Regions from separate parts of the Homo sapiens genome. Here region 2 is linked to region 1. A link is a loop called in an ENCODE intact Hi-C map of the cell type or tissue named here. Cell type or tissue: Calu3. All regions are shown on one strand. Each heading gives the region's core, and the rest is flanking DNA. Links, peaks and the distances in the headings are about the cores only.

Evidence for each region. Peaks named below come from ENCODE experiments on the same cell type or tissue, not always from the same donor. Only the 100,000 strongest peaks of a DNase experiment are listed, where the experiment ranks them.
Region 2: a loop joins it to region 1, with 2.6 times the contacts of the local background. A loop is called at or near these places in 2 of 110 quality-filtered maps.

The regions. Positions count from the first base shown.
Region 1 is chrX:43,973,851-43,980,541 of GRCh38, reverse strand. No RefSeq gene overlaps it. Among named protein-coding and RNA genes, the nearest start is that of NDP, 3.8 kb to the right of the region's middle. In Calu3, for the core only: no CTCF peak of the experiment used is centred there; no DNase peak of the experiment used is centred there.
Region 2 is chrX:44,174,552-44,183,319 of GRCh38, reverse strand. It overlaps EFHC2 (EF-hand domain containing 2), which reads left to right. Exons shown (of 15, transcript NM_025184.4): 12 at 4,756-4,953; 13 at 6,936-7,028. Among named protein-coding and RNA genes, the nearest start is that of EFHC2, 160 kb to the left of the region's middle. In Calu3, for the core only: no CTCF peak of the experiment used is centred there; a DNase peak (open chromatin) is centred at 4,839.

The DNA of each region.
Region 1 (6,691 bases), core at 4,162-6,661:
ATTAGTGCATATCGGCTGGGCGCGGTGGCTCACGCCTGTAATCCCAGCACTTTGGGAGGCCGAGGCGGGTGGATCATGAGGTCAGGAGATCGAGACCATCCTGGCTAACAAGGTGAAACCCCGTCTCTACTAAAAAAAATACAAAAAATTAGCCGGGCGCGGTGGCGGGCGCCTGTAGTCCCAGCTACTCGGGAGGCTGAGGCAGGAGAATGGCGTGAACCCGGGAAGCGGAGCTTGCAGTGAGCCGAGATTGCGCCACTGCAGTCCGCAGTCCGGCCTGGGCGACAGAGCGAGACTCCATCTCAAAAAAAAAAAAAAAAAAAAAAAAAAAAAAATTAGTGCATATCTAGTGGTTCATTGGCTTGAATTTACACTATGAAATTGTTTATTAACTGATTGACTATGTACATGTGTAATAGCTAAACATTGGGTACAGTTGTGATGGGTAAAAACTGCTCTTTGGTATCATCTGACATTCTCTGTTTTTGTTTCTTTCCCTGAGGTTGTCTCTTTAATCAGGTAACATTTAGGGGGAGGGGAGAGAACATGCCATGCTTTGTGTGTGTGTGTATGTGTGTGTTTTAAATAGACTTCATTTTTTAGAGCAGTTTTAGGTTCACAGTGAAATTGAGTGGAAAGTAAAGAGAGTTACCATGTATCCTCTGTCTCCACACCCACAATGTCTCCCCCACTATTGATATCCTGCACCAGAGTGGTACATTTGTTATAGTCAGTGAACCTACACTGATACATAATTATCACCCAGAGTCCATAGTTTTCATTAGGGTTCACTCTTCATATTGTAAATTCTATGGAATTGGACAAATGTATAATAACATGCATCCACCATTACAGTATCACACAAAGTAGTTTCACTGCTCTAAAAAATCCTCTGTGCTCCATCTATTTATCTCTCTCCCTAACCCCTAGCAACCACTGATCTTTTAGCTGTCTTCATAGTTTTGCCTTTTCCAGAATGTCATGTAGTTGGAATCATACAGTATGTGGCCTTTTCAGATTGGCTTCTTTCACTTAGTAATATGCATTTAAGTTTCCTCAATGTCTTTTCATGGCTTGATAGCTCTTTTTTCATGCTAAATAATATTCCATTGTCTAAATGTACCACAGTTTATTTATTCATTCACCTATGGAAGAACATCTTAGTTGCTTCCAAGTATTGACAATTATGAATAAAGCTGCTATAAACATCTGTGTGCAGACATACACGTGTGTGGACATAAGTTTTTAACTCATTCGGTTAAATACTAAGGAATGTGAGTGCTGGATTCTATGGTAAGACTTTGTTTAGTGTTGTAAGAAACTACCAGACTGTCTTCCAAAGTGGTTGTGCCATTTTGCATTTCCACCAGCAACAAATGGGAGTTACTGTTTCTCCACATCCTCACCAGCACTGAGTGGTGCATTGAGTGGTGTGGTGGTGTTGATGTTTTGAAGTTTGGCCATTTTAATAGGTGTGTAGGAGCTTCTAATTGCAGATTTAATTTGCAATTCCCTGATGACATATGATGTGGAACATCTTTCCATATGCTTATTTGCCATCTGTATATCTCCTTTGGTGAGATATCTGTTTTAAGTATTTTGCTCATTTTTAAAATTAGGTTGTTTGTTTTCTTACTGTTGAGTTTAAGAGTTCTTTGTGTATTTTCAATATCAGTCCTTTATCCGATGTGTCTTTTGCAAATATTTTCTCCCAGTCTGTGGCTTTTATTCTCATTCTCTTGACATTGTATTTAACAGAGGAGAAGTTTTTAATTTTAGTGAGGTCAAGCTTATCAGTTATGTCTTTCATGGACAGGGCCTTTGGTGTTGTAAAGGGAGCTTTTAAAAATACCAAATGCCCAGCCCCCACTTTTAGACATTTTATTTTAATTAGCCTGGGTGAGGCCTGAGCCTTAGCATTTTTTAAACTCTCCATTCAGTCCTAAAGTTTAAAAGTACAAGTCTAAAGCCGTGGAGACCTTTCTGTAGTTTCAGGCAGTAGCTTTCTATGATTAAAAGCAAAAACAAAGCTACTATTTGTTTTACTGGTGACAGTCTACTTTTCTGGCTTTCCTCCCACCTCTTTGACTTCTTCTTTTCAGTCTTATTCAGTGTAGGGGAGATCCAGGACTCCTCCTAGTTCACCATTTCTTCTTTAGCTAGAATCTGTTTCTGGGTGATCTCAATCAAATAGCTTTAAATACGCTCCATAGTTTGACAACCTCCAAATGTATAGCTCCAGCTCTGAAACTGGCCCTGAAATCCAGACCTGTATATCAACCCATCTTCTTTACCTTTCAACTTCGATGTCTTACAAGAATGTCAAACTGAACCTGTTACAAATGGAGTTAATGCATACAGCGCCACCCCTCACCAAACCTGTGCTTCCCTCACTCCACCATGGGGCAGGAATCACCCTTGATTTTTCTCCTTTTTTTTAACTCCCACGTCCAAGGCAGAGGCCAATATATCTGAAATCTGTTCACTTCACTCTATCTCCACTACTTCAACCTTGGTGCAAGCTACCACCTTCTCTTGTCTAGGAGACTTCAGTGACTTCTCTCCTGCCACACTTTGTTCCTTCCCACCTCCCTATCTGCACATGATCCATCTTGACATATGAGCCAGAGTGAGCTTCCTGATTGAAGAGACAGACAAAGAGCAAACTCTTCTCTCTTTCCCTCTAGACTCCTGAATCTCAGTGTGATTTCTAGAGTTCCATCAGCCATCTGGCATCCACGAATTGACCTGCCAGAGGAAAACGGAAGCCAACAGTGCTGAGTATCATGGAAGTGGAAGGAGCTTGGGTTTTTGATGATATCATGGAGCCACTATACCAGCCCTAGAACTGCCCAGTTCCAGATTGAGCACCATAAATGTCCTTATGTTTTAAGCTATTGATACTCAAGGTTTTGTCATTTGTCTTTAATGTGTCCTTATGGACATACTCCTACACCACAACCGTAGAAACTTTGTCTGTCTTATTCAATGCCAGATCCCCTGGGATGAACACAGCTCGGGCAGTTAGGAGGCACTCAAAGAAATTTTTTTTTCTGTATTTCAAAGTTTATTTCAAATTATTTATTATGGCTTTGTGATAATGACTTTTAAATGGTCATGCTTTCTGAAAAAGTTTTTTTTTCATAAAAGAATATTTGTTGAATGAATGCATGGATGAAAGAAAATACCTGTTTGCACCCCTGCCAGGCTACTTACCTTTGCTCCTCTGCTTAATCTCCTTCCACATATATAACCTCTTCTTTAACTGTCTGGCTTGCCATTCTATCCTCTCCTTTTTAACCTCATCTGGCCCCAGATCCGTGGCCTGGTTTCACTCTGCTCATCACACCCTCCTGGCTTACGGTAGCCTAAATTTAAGCCCAGGCAAAATGTATGGCTGCAAGTCACTGCAAAAACTCATTTGTCCTCTAGTTCCCACTCTGTGCCGTCAAAGCCCAGATCCAATGGCGTTCTCCTGGATGTACCACTTCCTCTTATTGTACCTTTTGCTTTTCTTGTGGCACTTACCATGCTCTACCTTGCAGTGTCTTCACAAGTGAACATTTCTCTCTTCCCTATAATATCATAAACATTTTTAAGAACTGGATCCATGTCCTACTTTTATGTGTCTCCCCAACAAATAGCAGAGCGTTACTATGTAGGTGTTGCTCAGGGAGTTTCTGTTGAATAGGGGCAGCAGAGCATAGTAGGTAAGCCATGGTCTTTGGAGACAAGAAAGCCAAAGTTCATACCTACCATTTGCCTGCTGTGTCAACCACAGGCAAGCCACCTAATTTCTCAGAGCCTCAGTTTTTCCATTTGTAAAATAGAGACATTAATGGTATCTCCTTTATAGAGTTGTTGTATATCTCTTTGAAAGAGATAATACATATAGAATATTTGGCACAGAGGCTGACAGAGCGTAAACACCCGTTAAGTGGTTGCTATTACTATTAACAGGTATTTTTGAATGAATGAATACTATCATATTCATGGACAATAGAAATTAGCATTCTCACAGAAAATTATAAACTGTGCCTCATAGATTATGCTGGTATACTGGGATTACACAAATGCACATACACCATGGATCTTCTCATACACCCACAAAGGAATTTCCTACTTTTGCAATACTATAGCAGAGACTAGAGCAGACTGACAATGAATCTGAAGCCATTTATTTGTTTGGGAAAGTAACTATGAGGAAGTGGAGACTGTGTTTCCATCTGTATGTTAATGATGTTAGTTTGCCTAAATTTGGAAAATGTAATATTCAGGTTAGGATTCCTAGTTGCCAACCTCAAAAACTATCTCTAGCTAATTAAAGGAGAAAGGAATTTATTGGTAGGATCTTGGTGGGGGTGGGGATGGGGTGCAGTTCACAGAATCACCAGGAAAGCTGGAGCCCCAGGCTCATAAAATGGTGGCAAACACAGATGCAATCAAAGAGACGAAACTACTGAGGATGTCGCCACAGGCCCTGTGTCCCCAGATTACTCACTGTCACACTGCTGGACTCTGTAGCTCCCCACACCAGCTGCTGCAACCTCTGGGATCTCGATTCCTGTGGAACCACAAAATCGGCATGCCTTGGTCATTCCTCCCAGATGGCTCATCTGGTGAACCAGGCTTGGTTACACCTGGCTCCTCCAGCTGTCCTGAGGAGGGGAGGGGAAACACCTGCTTCTTCAGGTTCTGCAGCAAGAAGTCGGGTCCTGTCTCCCACCTGCTTTGGGACTACCCATCCCCCCAGGGGTGTTTGAATGCTAGGTGACTCCTGTAAATATCCACTAGGGCTACCATGAAAGAGAAACCCAACTTGAAACAGGACCAGAAATAAAAGGCTGAGAAGTGATCCCTTGAAGGATTTCTCAGCCAGCTGATAGACATCTCCTTCTGCAAACTCTTCTCTCCCTTAATACATACGAAATAACAGCAGGGGTCCCTTCATCCCTTTGGCAAAGTTAAAGGGAGTCCTTCTTTCTCAGCAACATTAATGATGGCCAGTAAAGAAACTACACGTGGCACAGTGACCTTTCTAAAAAGCATGGTGATGAGATAAAAACAGTTGCTGTTGCCAGCTCTCTATTGACAGGCTTAGAAATGGGTTCTCTGGAGCCCAATGTGGGGAGGCAAAGCCTTCCTCTTGAATGGGGCAGCAGATGGTATTCTTCGCCACTCCTGACAAAATAACGGCTGGAAGAAGCAGTAGGACTCCATCTGGGAGAGATCTTGTCTTCTGTGGCCAAGCAGTCAATGTGTTTGCAATCTTTACACTTTCTGTGGTGCTCTTTCAGAAGGGCAGATTGTAGAATGCTGGAAAATTCTGCCCAGGAACTGGGCAGAATTCATGCAACCCTGACAACCTGAAGGCGAAAGATGGCAGGGTGGAGTGGCGAGCATATGTTGAGAAAGCCACAGATTATTTCTTGGGAGAAATGAGAAGGTGGACGGATGTCAAGTTCTGATATTTGAAAATGTTGGTGGCCAAAGAGTTTATTCCCCCTCCCAATCTGACCCACAAAATTAGGCCAGAAAATGTATTCCTGACTGTTTCCATGGCTCTTACTCAGCTACAAGTCATTTCCCCTTTCAGATTATTTCCAGTTTTAAGGCCCAATTTCCATTTGCTTTTTGATCTTCTGCTTTTAAGATATTTAGCCAATATCATCATCAGCCAAGTGCCAGGTTTTTTTTCAAGGCTTTGAATTTGTCATTTATCCATGATCTTCGCAGGTGGATTCTGTTTGTGACTGGCTGGTCCAAGGTAGACAGGGTATTTTTTTTTCCAAGTGGAGCATAAGAAAAGGGATTTCTGGCAATAAAACTGAAAGTTTTAAGACACCTCTTGCAAATATCAGTGACTGGAGTAAAGGTCCCATGGAAAAGTAATAAGGTGAATGTAAATTTATTAATGAATAACAAATAGTTTGATACAGAGTTGAACAAGACAGTTTCAGCATCAACAATTACATGAAGCTCCCAAGAAAAATTTCTTTTTGAGTTTTATAATGTATTATTTTTTCCACGAAATATATATATTTTAAATTCTCAGTTTAATTCTTCATCAGTAGTATTAATAAAACAAATTATTCTGGGTCTGATTTACCTGACATAAAATAATTATTAAATGTTCTTTGTATTTTCCTCCAAAATCCCTGACGGTTTTCTGTGTTAATTTTAAGCTTTCAAAGGGCAAGAATTATGAAATATTTGCCTTTGTAGTCCCACAGCTCATAACACAGCATGATTCAGCTGCAGGTATTTAACCCACACACATAGTTACCTTTGTCACTTTTCTACTAGTTGTTGTGTAATGGGTTAGCTTTATCTATTAGTTTCTCCTTCATATAGCTCAAGGAGTCAAGGAATACACGTTCTCATTGTTTCTAAATCAGACCTAAAGTTTTATTCTAAATGATGCAGATGAAGGGGCTTATTAAAGTGCCATTGTGAATTTAATCATGTATATGCTGCTAAAAATCATTTAATGGATGAACAACCCGGAAAAAAAGAACTCTCACCACCCACACACATCGTGATAAAATAGGGCAGCGTTTTGCACTTGCTTTAACAGCATCGCCTGAGAAAAAAATTTCTGGTTCCCATCTTTCCCCTCTCTTACTTAAAATTTCAACTTCATCACAGTCAGCTGCCGAATCGTTCAACAGAATGCCACACTGCCTTTGTA
Region 2 (8,768 bases), core at 3,829-6,328, 200 kb before region 1:
TTCTGATTACAGGAAGCAAAACACATTTTATTTGATGAATATCAAATTGAAAGTAATGAGAAAGGGTGCTACCTAATTGTCGCCAAAACTGCTGCTTGGCTTAATTTAGGCTCAACTAGATTTTGTTGTATGCCTTAGGGTCTGAAGGCTTAGGCTCTTGAGCCCTTGTTTATGCTAAAACTAATTTTTTTTTAGTTTATTTGAAAGACATTGCTTAGACTTTAATGATTCAACAAGTAAGAAAATACCCTGAGATTCAGAGCTTTAAAAGGAAATTTTGATTCACCATTTTACTGGATGACTTTAATGGAATTATGTCTTATAAAGCTGTTTAGCGTTTCATGTTTCAGAATTCTGCGTAGAATTCTCAATACCCTAGAGCATCTTGGCATTTTTTTGAGTCTTATGACTTTAGTTACTAAAGTCAAGAGAAAATCATGGCAGCATCCTTTATAAGATTAACTAAATAATACTGTGATATTATAGTATTATACTGTATAAAATATTAGTGCCAGGAATGTAGTGCAATGTTGGCTAAAGGCAAAGGTAACTTGCTATCTAAATCTTCAAGATTAGTAATAATAATCACAGGACACAAGATCAATACAATCACAACTGCCTTTTAAAATACATTTTTATTTCCCTGAAATGATTGGTCAAGAAGTACTGAGATCAGATTTTGCTATCAGATCTTATTTCAAGTTCAGTATGACATTTTAGGTGAGGAAGGGCTATGCTTGATGGAAGTTGTACCTATGTTTTTGTGGCTGCTGCTAAGCAAAAATAGAGTGTGCAGAAAGCAGTTTGGCAGTGCCACAATAGGTTAAACAGACTTACCTGTGACTGAGGAGTTTCACTCCTTGGTATATATACCCCAAAGAATTGAAAACAGGTGTTTACACAAAACTTGTACACAGATTTTCATAGCAGCACTATTCACAACAGCCAAAGGTGGAAGTAACCCACATGTCCATGTATGTATGAGTGGATAAACAAAGTATGGCACATTCATATAATGAACAATAGTATGATAGTACAATGAATAAGAATTCAGCCGTGAAAAACGATGAAGTCCTGATACATGCTACTACATGGATGAACCTTGAAAATGTGCTGAGAGAACCCAATCACAAAAGAATACATATTACATAATTCCATTTATATAAAATATCCAGAAGCTGGCAAATCTGTAGAGATAGCAGATTCTGGGTAGGGAGGAGGGTTAGGAAGGAGGGAGGAAAGAGGCGTGGTTGCTCAATGGGTATGAGCTTTCTTTGGGGTGATGGAAATGTTTCAGAACTAGATAGAGGTGGTGGTTATACAACATTGTGAATATACTAAATGTCACAAATGGCAAATTTTATGCTATGTGTATTTTACCACAATGAAAAATGGAATGTGTGACTTTTGATTTTTAATTCTTTGTGAATCCTACTAAAGTTTAACAGGGCGGGGGTGAGTCCTGAAAAACACACTTGTGGCAAATGCGGGGCAGAGTGGTGACAGCCATCTGAGGTCTGCAAGGTGAGGCTTGTACATCCTGATTGAGATCCCTCGTGCAGGAACCTGCCTCATGTGGGCACAGCAGCCACACAGGCAGCCGCTCCAGGAGCCCCTGATGCCCTGCAGGGCTGTTGGCAGTTTCAAATATAGCACAGCTTCTTTGAAACTTTCATGTAAAGTCATGTAAAACCGGAATACTGAGCTGTTTAAAACCCAAGCATACAGAAACCCAGCAGATATAAATTTTAACTGCAGTGAAGCCAGGATAATTTCAGTTTATCCAATGAAAAGGAAAATAAACTTTTATGTTCTGGTGGTGCTATAATAAGTTTAGTGAAAGGTGTATGGAAAGTTTCTAGTTATTGCTCCACATGTTCTTTTTCCTTGTCCTTGGGAGCATGCCACTTTCTCTTCTTCACGCCATATTCTACTCTCAAAAGGAAATGCTTTCGAATGTTTTTTTTTTTCATTTAGACAATGAAAATAATATTTGATTATTACAAAAATTCAGAAAAAATGGAAATACTTTTTTTTAAAAGACATCTCAACCATTCAGGATAATACTATTGATGTTTTGGCATGCATCCTTCTGGTCTTATTTCTATGACCATATGTGCACCTGTATCTTGATTTTTCACTGGGATCATACTACATTTATCAACATAGCATGGACATCTATCCTACCAATAAATATCAATCAATACCATACTTTTCTTTTTTTAGAGATGGGGTCTTTGTCTGTCACTCATGCTGGAGTGCAGTGGTATGATCATAGCTCACTGCAGCCTCAAACTCCTAAACTTCAAGTGATCTTCCTGCCTCAGCTTCCCAAGTAGCTGGGATTATAGGTGCATGCCACCATGCCCAGCTATTTTTTTTTTTTTTTGGTAGAGATGGGTTCTCACTATGTTGCCCTGACTGGAGTACAGTGGCATGGTCATAGCTCACTGCAGCCTCAAACTGCTGGGCTGAAGCAATCCTACCTCAGCCTCCCAGACATCATAACTTCTTTTTTTTAACTTTTAGATTTATTCTTCTATAATCTTCTTTTTTATTTTTATTTATTTATTTATTTATTTGAGACAGAGTCTCACTCTGTCACCCAGGCTGGAGTGCAGTGGCATGATCTCAGCTACCGCAACCTCTGCCTGTTGGGTTCAAGTGATTCCTGTGCCTCAGCCTCCTGAGTACCTGGGATTACAGGTGTGTGCCACCATGCCCAGCTAATTTTTGTATTTTTAGTAGAGATAGGGTTTCACCATGTGCCAGGCTGATCTCAACTCCTGACCTCAGGCGATCTGCCCATCTTGGCCTCCCTAAGTGCCGGGATTACGAGCGTGAGCCACCACGCCTGGCCCCAAACATAATGCTTTTAATGGTGATGTAGTGTTCCATTTTACACACATGGCATGACTGTTTCTTGATCAGCGTTGTAGAGGAGCCAGGGGCTTTCCTTGGAGTGGCTCTTTTGTGGTTACTTAGCCCTCTGTCAGAGATGGTTGGTGACTCAGGTTTTCTGAAATTATTTTCTCTTACTTTTTAAATAATGATTAGTGATAGCCCTCAAAGCAGAGATGATGGACAATAAAGGCAATAAAGGTCCATAAAAAATCAGCTTAAACCCCACTGCCTTTAGGCACATTTCCTGACTGAGCCCCACTCCATCAGTTCTCTCCGCCTTCTGTGTCCCAACAGAAGAGGGATAGAGTAGTAGGCAAGAGCATGAGCTTTAGAGCCAGACTACACGGGTTCACATTCTGGCTTTTGTGACATTAGGCAGGTTATTTAACATTTCTGTGCCTCAGTTCACATCTGTACAGTGGGGATAATAGTAGCACCACCTCCTAGGCTAGATGCCAGAAGTCCCTGCTAGCACAGGACCTGGCACACAGTACTCAACAAATGGCAGAGGTTATTGCTATTACTCAGTTTATTTAAGTGGCCCTACCAGTTTGTGGCTTTGAAAGATCATCTATATGCTTGGACAGTGCAAATAGATAACAGATTCTGAAAAGTTCAAATGCCAGAGAGCCTTTTACAGTGTTTTCCATATAGCGAGCCTCCTGCCAATATTACTAATTGATTGTCTGACCTGACTTGCTGAAATTCTGGGATCATCTTGGTTGGATTTTGCATTCATTTCCCATTAAAAATACAAAAGCAAAACCAAATTTAAACAAAACAAAACAACCCAGGAAACTTGAGAAGTAGATGTAGATTAAATGAATTTCCTTTAGATAGGTCAACATCAATGCTGTGGGCTTTCCTAGACTCTATGGAAATTCTTGACTAGGAGAATCTAGAATTATTAGATGATAATGTCCAGAAATACCTAAAAGAACTGAAAGCATTTATTCTGAAAGACCTCTTTCTAGCAGAAGGCCAAATAAAATTTTCTATTCCCTTGTTTATTCAGGATTCTTGGGAACTGAATTATTTCCAGTAAATAAATTTTCTAGACAGTGGAAGCTTATTCCTGTAACCACCATAACATTTTGCATTTTAATCATTTTGATATAATTCTGTCTGGTGTATGCTGCTTAGTTTATGGCTTTCATACAGAGTTACATTGAAAACAATTCAGCCAATTTGCTAGGCCTTGAGTCGTCTTCATTGATATGTTGTTGTTTAGTTTTTTTTTTTTAGCTCTGCCTAATAATCTCAGTACCATTTGCCTTCTAAAGATGCAGACAGCTGTACGCTTACATAGGTCTTTTAACTTTTCATTTTTTTTTCTCTTGTTTTTTTTTCTCACTGCCAGGGTGTGTCCAGTTTTACTTTTTATTACAGAAATGTGCATGATTGCTTTCCCCATCCCAAAACACCTTTCTAATTTATTAACTTACAAATTTTATGTCCCAGGAAACCAGAAACCCAAGCCTGTTACTATTTTGTGTAAGGAAGATTAATAGGCATTGAATAAAGTCATGTACTTAGTAATAGGTTTTTTGACCATTCAAAGCCTTTAAAAATTTACTTCCTGGTTGCAGGCTGTTATTTGGTAGGTGTTTAACTCTGGGCAAAATGCCATTTTATTTATAAGCTACAGTGCCTATGATTTTCCATTCTGGCATTGGTGCCTTCCTGCTGCTCCCAAATTAAGAAGAGAAATTAAGTTAAAAAAATCACATGACCTCTGTACAGTTGGTAAAAGTTTTGTAAAATGGAATTTGGATCTTTTAAATAGAAGGAGATGTAAAATACTGTATTCTTAGATATCAGTTTATAAATGTTTTTCCATTTTTATTACAGAGACATATTGATGTCTTTGACTGTTGGAAACCTTGCAGAGCAAGAATTTGTAACCATTGCACGTCACTACCGTGTGCCTGAGGGCACATGTTCAGATATGGATTTCTTAATCGCACTGGCCCACGAAAAGTTCAAGAAAAATATGTTTGAGAATTTCGACACTTTCATTTATTCCTGTGTGTATGAAGATCGAGAAAAGTAAGCTTTTGTTTTATTGATTCTAATCATTTACATTTCTGTGAACCTGAGTAATGAAGGAATTTCTATTTTATCAAAAAGTGCAAAAAGAAAATAGACATGTGTCATCATACTCATACTCTACTATTTAGCACAAACACCTTAAATCATTTTCGGAGAAGTATTTAGGTACAGATATTTCCCAGTGATGGAGAGCTTGTGTGTGTGTGTGTGTGTGTGTGTGTGTGTGTGTGTGTGATATGGCATCTGGCCCTGTCGCCCAGGCTAGAGTGCAGTGGCGCAACCTCGGCTCACTGCAACCTCCACCTCCCAGGTTCAAGAGAGTCTCCTGCCTCAGCCTCCTGAGTAGTTGGGACTACAGGCTCGCACCACCGCACCCAGCTAATTTTTTTTTTTTTTGTATTTTTAGTAGAGACAGGGTTTCACCATGTTGGCCAGGCTAGTCTTGTTGACGGAATAGGGGAGGCCCTGTATCTTTGAAAGAATAGGCTTCTCCCTTGCATGTTCTTTTCATTTGTTTCTAGAAGCTTTCAACTGAAGCATAGTAAATCAAAATGTTAGGAGGGTTAATTCTGAGATGTCGTCTTTTTACATTATTTTAGTACTGATGGGGATTTATAAATGTAACTTTTATAATAAATAGAAAATGGAATTTTCAAGCAAACATTCTGTAGAATTTCTTTGAAATTATTTCTTCTTGAAAATAATGAAGTTCAGTATAAGCTATTTCTTATACATTGATTGTGTGCGTGTTGAGCTTCATTAAGTCATTGTTACATACAACTGGATGCAAACAACTTAATGTGTTTTTTTTGCATTCATCTTACAGACCTTATACAGTGGGGAGAAATATAAATTTACTGATTTCATCTGGAATTAGAAAAATCTTAGTTCTTGCTCTAGCTTCTAATCCGTATTGCTGCACACCACTGCCATCTCTCTTCCTTGTGACTTCTTGCCTTATCCCCAAACTTGAAGTCTGAACCCAAGTGGCCAACTGCATTCCCTGAATATCTGTGTAGGTCCCATAGTTTGTCTTAGAAATAATCATTTTTTTTATTAATCCATAATGCATCCTCTTTGAGTTTTTATAAAGATGGTATTTTTCCTTGACTCTTTAAGCTTTCCCAAGCTTCCTAGAAGATGTGTGGCCTGAGTTTTGCATGGCCCTGGCCCTGCCTTCCACCCTGGTGTTGCCCCCTTCCCCAGAGTGAGAAGTGTGGCCCTCCTTCATTCAAGGAACACTTCTTAGGAACAATGGGGCTGCTTGACCAGATAGCCTGAGGTTCTTCCAGATCCATCAAGCTTTGATTCTAGATATAAACATTCTCATTGCAAAGAAAAGAGCCAACTTTCTTTCCTGTTGGTTCTAATTTTGCCCGATGCCTGGAAAAGTGTTGGCTGAATGAGAACATTGGACAAGAATGTCTTTGCCCCCATAAGACTGGAGAAAATGACTTTTGGGCTGCTCTAGAGAAAACTGCTAGCATCTGAAAAAATTGAAGTGAATATTGAGGCCCCAGCTGGGGCTTCCAGGTGATAAGGTTTGGGTCCAAGGAAAAGAACAGAAAAACACCCTCAAGTCATATCATACTTGTGTTGGAGGCTCTAGATGCCTGTCAAATTAAGAGATGTTTTCAAATATCAGAACCATTTTTGACTAGTGGTCAAGAATGCAGATCAATTACTTAGAGCAACACTTGTGGCTGTAGCCTTAATAGGCTGTACTGTCACCAACCAAGAATCTGCATCTTGAAGGAAAAGCCTTTGTAAGGATGGAGTCTGGTGGCCTCTGAAATAGAAAAAGTTGATGAAATGAAATGTGACTGTTCTTCCTTATTGTGAATTCCAATACCAATTTTCATACTTCCATGTGTACATTCTCAGGAAACATCACAAATGTATTTTCTTTCCTATAGTATGTAATTATTACTAAAGGTATACAAGGTATATAAAAGCTCATTTACGTTGTTTTAATGCAGAAAAAATGTATTACCCACCAAAGACATTAAAAGGCTGTGCAAATCCTCCAGATTACCTTTGAGTGATGATCTTCTAGAATCCTTATTGTCAAGGTAAGTTAGAGTTCCACTCTTGATAGGGATTGTCCTGCATAGTTTTATTTGGGGGACCATTCCTGGTTTTACATCTCCCTTTAATTACCCTTGATTTACCCTTAACTGTTTTGATTATATTATTGGTGACCTGCCTCCATTTAAGTGTTACAGAAGGAAAAGTTTGTCTTGATTTTGAATGTTAGAGAGCCTATTACAAATTATTATTTTATCTTTTTAACATGAATACACACTTATAGATCCACAGATTCCTGGGACAAAATGAAATACACAACTTTGTTGGTTAGGAGGACATTAGATGTAAAATTCAGGGCAGGTTTTTCAAAGCAGCAGTTCCTGATAGCTATAGACATGCAGTAAGAGAACCTAGGGTTATTAGCATGGGGCTCTGTCCTGATAGAGCACCAGATGTAAAACATAGAGATTATGATGCTATAAAATGAGAGCATGGTGAACTGCTTTCTAAAACACATCAGTTCTCCTGTTGAACCTGACTTTTGATTTCCTGGCATGTCCCTCTCAGCCACCTAGACTCTGGCCATCTCTTATGCTTCCTATAGCATCACTCACTCTAGCTCCTCCTCTGACTTATATATCTTGATAATTCTGACATTTTCAGCTGTGTTCTAGGCATTGTGATCATTGTTTTGGATATATTATCTCATTTACTTTTTGAGAACAGCTTGGTGAGGTCGAAACTGTTATCCTTCTTATCTCATACGTAAGGATGCTGAGGTTTAGAGAGATGAGGTATTTTGCCCAAAGTCACATAGTGTAGAAGAAGAAGAGCTCTGATTTGAATCCTGAACTTTTCAAATGCACATCCTCTGCTTCTAATCATTTTGAGTTACTGTCTACAAATAGCCAGTAGATTAGGATGTCTTGACAGTTCTACCTCCTCCTTACTGCTTGCTTCTACTCTCTCCTCTCCATTTCCACTATCATCATTCTTGTTCTGACCCACATTGCTTCTTAAATACTGCGGTGCCACCACATTGGTCTTTCATCCACCAGTGTCTAAATGTTTAAATCCATCTTTACATATAGCAGCTAAGTACCTTCTAAGAGCAAAAATGTATGTCATCTTATTGCACTTTTACTCACAAACCTTCTGTGGTGTCTCTTTGCTCTCTAAGGAAGGACCAGCTCTTTAACTTTGAATTAAGCTCCTTCTCCATAGTGGGGCTTAGGGTTCGCAGCTGGAGCATTGTTCTCAAATAGGGTCTGAAGTAGGGAGTCCTTGTTTGAGACAAAAGGAGAAACCAAAGGAACAGATAAAGCCAAATTCTATGTCAGGGAACTAGGGTCCAAGGTATCAGGAGGGAAACCCAGAAGAGGGCAAATCTAGTTGGATGTGTATGTGCATTGAATCAACCTGGAATAATTTTCTAGATTATCAGTTCTATTTGTTTTGTTTTGATTTTGTTTTTGTTTAACTCTATTTGCTTTTATTTGCTAGCAGCCGTGTGAGGGATCCTGCCGTGAAGGAACTGAGATGAAGTAGGCAGGCCTTGGACTCAGAGTTCTTCACAGATATCATCCCCCACTCCCAAAACTCCCCTTCCTGTTCCCAGTAGTCCAGCCACATGGGCCGTTTAGCATATTACACATATACCTCCTGCCTTCCCCCTCCCCCCCCCTTTTTTTTTTGGCCTTTTCCCTTGCTATTTCATCAGTAGGCAATAGCTCCCAATGGTTTTCACTTGCTGAAAGCTTGCTCTTCCTTCAAGACCCATTTCA